Regions from separate parts of the Mus musculus genome. Here region 1 is linked to region 2. The links are chromatin loops, found by intact Hi-C in ENCODE. Cell type or tissue: left cerebral cortex. All regions are shown on one strand. Links, peaks and the distances in the headings refer to the core of each region. The heading gives the core; the rest is flanking DNA.

Evidence for each region. A loop is a pair of places that touch in the nucleus more often than their neighbours do. Peaks named below come from ENCODE experiments on the same cell type or tissue, not always from the same donor. Only the 100,000 strongest peaks of a DNase experiment are listed, where the experiment ranks them.
Region 1: it touches region 2 in a loop (2.4-fold over the local background); 3 of 42 quality-filtered maps call a loop at or near these places.

What each region holds. Positions count from the first base shown.
Region 1 is chr17:70,474,275-70,477,194 of GRCm38, reverse strand. All of the region lies in intron 1 of Dlgap1 (DLG associated protein 1), which reads right to left. Among named protein-coding and RNA genes, the nearest start is that of Dlgap1, 51 kb to the right of the region's middle. In left cerebral cortex, for the core only: a CTCF peak has its summit at 1,216 (motif pointing left); a DNase peak (open chromatin) is centred at 1,501; H3K27ac peaks cover 1,316 bases.
Region 2 is chr17:70,520,301-70,523,220 of GRCm38, reverse strand. All of the region lies in intron 2 of Dlgap1 (DLG associated protein 1), which reads right to left. Among named protein-coding and RNA genes, the nearest start is that of Gm46581, 85 kb to the left of the region's middle. In left cerebral cortex, for the core only: no CTCF peak of the experiment used is centred there; DNase peaks (open chromatin) are centred at 1,055 and 1,593; H3K4me3 peaks cover 1,844 bases; H3K27ac peaks cover 2,500 bases.

The DNA.
Region 1 (2,920 bases), core at 102-2,601, 46 kb after region 2:
AAAGTGTGGACACTGTGCCCCTTCTTAGAATTGGGAACAAAACACCCATGGAAGGAGTTATAGAGACAAAGTTTGGAGCTGTGACGAAAGGATGGACCATCTAGAGACTGCCATATCCAGTGATCCACCCCATAATCAGCTTCCAAACGCTGACACCATTGCATACACTAGCAAGATTTTGCTGAAAGGACCCAGATATAGCTGTCTCTCGTGAGACTATGCTGGGGCCTAGCAAACACAGAAGTGGATGCTCACAGTCAGCTATTGGATGGATCACAGGGCCCCCAATGGAGGAGCTAGAGAAAGTACCCAAGGAGCTAAAGGGATCTGCAACCCTGTAGGTGGAACAACATTATGAACTAACCAGTACCCCGGAGCTCTTGACTCTAGCTGCATATGTATCAAAAGATGGCCTAGTCGGCCATCACTGGAAAGAGAGGCCCATTGGACACACAAACTTTATATTCCCCAGTACACGGGAACGCCAGGGCCAAAAAAAATGGGAATGGGTGGGTAGGGAAGTGGGGGGGGGTATGGGGGACTTTTGGGATAGCATTGGAAATGTAATTGAGGAAAATACGTAATAAAAAAAGAAGATATCATGTTAGTGTCAAAGTCTGCTCGAACACAAAGATGCATTTGTTTTTCCAGGGGCCATGCTAAAAACCCTTGTAATGCTCTTTAAAAAAATATAACAACTTACATTTACCTGTGAGTTTCTGTTGTACAGTTTCTGTTACCAGTAGTACACCACTGCCTGAACATATTGACTGAAAAAAAAGTCTATAAACAATTCCTGACTTTTAAATTGATGTGTTTCTGAGAAGCATGGGGACATGTCATGTGGTCTTGTCCTTCCGTCTCTCTGACCTGTCCCTTTCCCTAGTGTGTTCATTTTGCATATACTAAGTGACTCTGCAGTCACTTAGCTGTATTAGTTATCCAGTTACCTATGGCAAAGTCCACAGTGCCCATATACAGTCTGCAATCTGTGATTTAAGGCACTCACTGCGGCTCTTGGAATTCATCAAGTTAGGTGCAGTTAGTGTACTTCTAAAGGGCTTTCAAAACAAGAGATTGAACTGGGGCTACAGAGATTGGTCAGCAGTTTAGAGCACCAACTGCTCTTCCAGAGGTTCTGAGTTCAATTCCCAGCAACCACATGGTGGCTCACAACCATCTGTAATGGGATCCAATGCCCTCTTCTGGTGTGTCTGGGGATGGCTACAGTGTATTCATATACATAAAATAAATAAATCTTTTTTAAAAAGAGAGATTGAACAGACCACTCTAAGTTATCATTTCCAGACCAGATTGAAAGGAAATTAAAAAAAAAAAAAGATCCACTAACAACCCTAAATAGAATAACCAGAGGAGGATGCCGATGAGGGCTACCGTGCACCAGGCATTGTTCCAGGGACCTCAGATGCATTTGGTCATTAGCACTGGTAATGTTTTGGAGGACACAGTCACCCTTTGCTCTGTTACAGACAGAGACTGAGCTAGGAGGAGGGACATGTCCACAGCAAAGCTGCAGGCAGTTCTTAAAACCTGGGATAAACATAGGCAAACTGGCTCCAGGCAGTAGGTTCTCACCCAGTCTTCTGAGTTATGCCATGTGTTTACCAGAAAAAAAATATGGCCTTTTTATGGGATAGAATTCCATTTTTAGATGGAAGGAATTTCAGAGAAAAAGGAAGGTTGTTACCTAATCTAAGCAGGACCTTGAAGTCCAAGGTTAATATGGTGTTATTGTCTTCTTGGATGTGGCATGAGTTTGCAACAAGTTGACAAAGACCCTCACAGTCCTGGTCATTCCAGTAAGGTCTTTAGGTCAATTTGCTGCTTCGGAATCAGAAGCTAGAAGCCTTCAATCCAGCTAAGGTTACAATCGAAAGTCAAAGAAAGCTACATTTGGAGTTTTCTACCGTAAAGAGAGTGGAAGGGCTCTGACAAGCCACCTTGTGTCCTGGTATGGTGTTTGGAAGACAGAAAGAAGCACTATCCATTCTCAATACTCTTCTCTCCGTGGGGAGGAAAAAGCCACCCAAACATATTCTATCCATATGGTATGTGTATGTGCTTATGTGTGCTTGTGTGGAGATGTGTGCACGAGTGTGTGAGTATGTATGTGTTTGTGTGTGTGTATGTGTGAAGGTCTTGGGTATTGTTCCTCAAGAGCCATCCACCTTGTCTTTTAGACAGTCTCCATTGGACTGGGGGCTTGCTGACTATAGTAGGATGGCTGGCTAGTGTGGCCCGGGGATCCACCTGTCTCTGCATCTCTAGTGCTGAGATTACAAACGGATGTCCTTACTTCCAGCTTTTTTTACAGGCACATTGGGGATTGAGTTCAGTTTCTCACACTTATGTGACAAGCATATTACTGACTGGGCTATCTCCCTAGCCTACCCCATATGTATATTTTAGCAGGAGAAACCCAAATATTTTGTTCTCTCAGATGAACATCAAATTCTGTGTGATGACTCTTCACTGTCTACCATGGCACTGCCCTATGTTATTCCACAGAGAGTTTCTCAGAAAACATTGTGTGAGACACTCTACAGATAATATTTGCATACATTCTTTCATCCCTTAGAATAGACTGTTTAGAAGTAGAATTCCATTCTTTATGTGACATTCGGGAGCCTGGATTCTTGTCACATAAATTACCAGCTCACCTTAGGAAGTGCACAAAGCTGGCCATCTCTCCAGCATTTGAATGTGAGGATTTTCTGGGTATCACATTGGCCAGAAGAAAACAAAATATGGCCAGTTTTACAGGGACATGAGGATTGGTTGGCTTCATTTAGGGTTTATTGATTTTTGTTGAATATATAATTTGATGTTTTATGAATTTTGTGCTTCTGAACATCTCTTTCCTCCAGTCTTACTGATGTGTATGAAGTCCAGTGCTATT
Region 2 (2,920 bases), core at 280-2,779:
CACCTAACCAGAGTAACCTTGTCCTTGTGTCTCTGTGGAGAGGCATCTCTTCTAAGATCAGTGAAAAATAGGGAGGGAATTGTATAAGCCACAGATAAAATATACTCAAGTTCCTTAGCAATACAAATTAAAAATTAAAAAAAAATTATTAATGTGGTTGACAAGGTTTTTAGACAAGGCAGCCAGCAAATCAACTACTCACATCATAAGCAGAATTGCAGTGTTATAAAATTGATATAAAATAGTTAAATCTGAAGCAGTATAATTTAAGTTTTCAGATGAGAAAAAAAAGAAAGAAAAGAAAAGAAGAAAAGAAAAGAAAAAAACTCAGTCACAAAAAGAAAACTCCCACCAGGCAAAGATGGAAACAGTCTTGAGACAGATTTGAAAAATAAATGTACCTGCATTTTAAAATAAAATCCTAAGCTCACATTTGCTGGGAATGTTTCTTTAGGGATCTTTGCGGGCTATCATGCAAACAACAGAGGAGACAAAAACAGAAACTGCTCCAAAACAACAACAACAGCAACAACAGCAGCAACAACAACAACAACAACAGCAACAACAATCCCATCATCCAGAGAATTAAATTCTGAAAAGGAAGATAAAGCGCTGAAGATTCTTGGTCAGAAAAATGACCGATTACACTCCAATCAGCAGACATTTACATCCTCTAGTCCCTCATCAGACTCAACAAGACCACAGGAAGCAGGATTTCAAGAAGCCCCCAGGCAGAATGACTTCTAGGCACCTGATGTCCCCACCTGATTCACACCGTCTATACATCCATTAGTTTGTTAGCTCTTCCCGACACACTAAGCATTGCTTACAGAGAGGAAAGAAAATAACAGCACAACTGAAACTCTCCTTACGCTCTTGCCTTTGCAAAAACCACTTCCAAAGCAGCAGCTCTCATCCATCAGATACAAAGTAACAAAAGAGTTGTTTATACCCAAACCTGGTCAGTCCTTCCATTTCGGGAAACTTGCACGCAAACTGAAGAAACCCACTCAGCCTTAAAAAGGTCGATCATTTTGTTGCCTACAGCTTCATCTCTGAGAGCTCTGGCTTCCTCGATCCTGTCTGCGCTCTCTCGCTCGCTCCCTCTGTGTGTCTCTCTACTTCCACGGAGAGGGAGAGGTTTCCCTTCCCCTTTCCTGTTTCTGCCGCTGGATGAAGGATGAATGCTAAATACAAGATTCGAAGGGATTTTTTTTTCTTCTTCTTCTTAGGCAAACAGTTGGAAATCTAAAACCTTTCTCTTCCGAATGGCTTAATATGCCACTCACTCTGCATAGAACATTTATAGAAAGAGGCATAAACACAACCAAGAATTCTACTTAAAAAAAAAAAGAAAGAAAAGAAAAAGAAAACAAGCCTCCCCCAAGCCTATTCTGTTTACTTAACTATTAGCACTTACCCTGAGGTGTGCCATAAATGCTCTATTCCAAATGTACAAAAGCCAACCACATCTCAGCTGAGAATTAAACAGTTTTAATGTCTTCAAATCCATGCTCTTGCTCCAAGCCCTGATACAGGCAGTCACTGGCAGCTGTACAACAGTTCCCAACGGCAGACATCTGATTCTTGACATTTAAAAATAACAATATTGGGGGAATGGGGAGCCTTTTTTTTTAATTAACTAAAACAGCTTGTGAGTGAGCACATATTACCCATTGAGTATATTGATTACAGCGTACAGTGATTGCAAGCCAGTCATTGTCAGTCACAGGTTAGACACATATCGACCCCTCAGCTCTCAACACAGTCATGACAAGAAGCTGCCTTAACTTCAGTCTGTGTGAAACTCTCCAAAGACAGAAGATGCATTTTAATACTTAAATTCCATTTGGTGACTATGTATTAATTAATATTCTTCAGTAATTCACTGGTTACTCATCTAGTTTGGAATCAAATGGGGAATTTTGCTTTCCTTTCTGCTGGCAGGCTAATTCCATGTTGGCATTCTTTTCTTGGCATGGGCATGTTGCAGGTCGAATGCACACAAGTTTGTTTTAGAGGAAGACAGACAATAAAATAAACCATACGTTAACATCTACATCTGAAACATATTAGAGACCTGGAGAGACCTGGGGTCAGCTGTTGGCTGTCCTGTCTACTCTGCATTCTTTTGTGTCTCTGTCAGCTTTGTCTGTAAAGCAAAGGGAGACCCTGGGAAGAAGTAATAGTGGAAGGGAAAGAGGATGAGTACAATACGAATTTGTTAGGCAAATAGATAAAAATATCAACGACCAGTGAACATGAATATCAGAATGGAACTCCATTTTTGTTTGAGAAAAAGTGAAAATATTTGAAGCAAATGTAATCTTTTTTTAAAGTTGTTTTGAGTATTAAAGGAGATCTAGATGGTTTCTAACACATAAAGGGCATGCGATATAGGTCCTCTTTCTGTATGTGGAAAGGGTAGGGATTGACCCTGGTGAATGGAAAGAATTCAGACTTTAAAGGGAAAATAGCAGTCGATTTGCCATCTTGCTACGTGCCCTTGGTCGAGTTATTCGATATAGTTCCCTAAATTTTTTTTCCTTGTGAAATGCTTTTTAAAATTTCAAAGAACAAATGATATAACATCTGAGAGGCATCTGCTACAGCAGGCATCTGTGAACCCAGAACCACCGTCCCTCCAAATCTTAGAGATTTCTCTAATTTGTACACTGAGGTGCTCAGTTTAAAAAAGATGTGCACAGAGATGAGAGCTTTCTAGAGTCAAGGGCCTTGTTTTTCAGTAGATGAAGTGAAGTAGGCTTCAAAATCTAAAGGATGGTTCCAGTTAGCAGCAGATAGGGACTAAAAGCCTCGTGTTCCCTGTGGAACTGAGCTTTGTGTGTCAACGAAACTTTGTGATACGATGTTCAAGATGACAGCAGATCCAGCATGAAGTCAGCCAGCCCTACAGTAA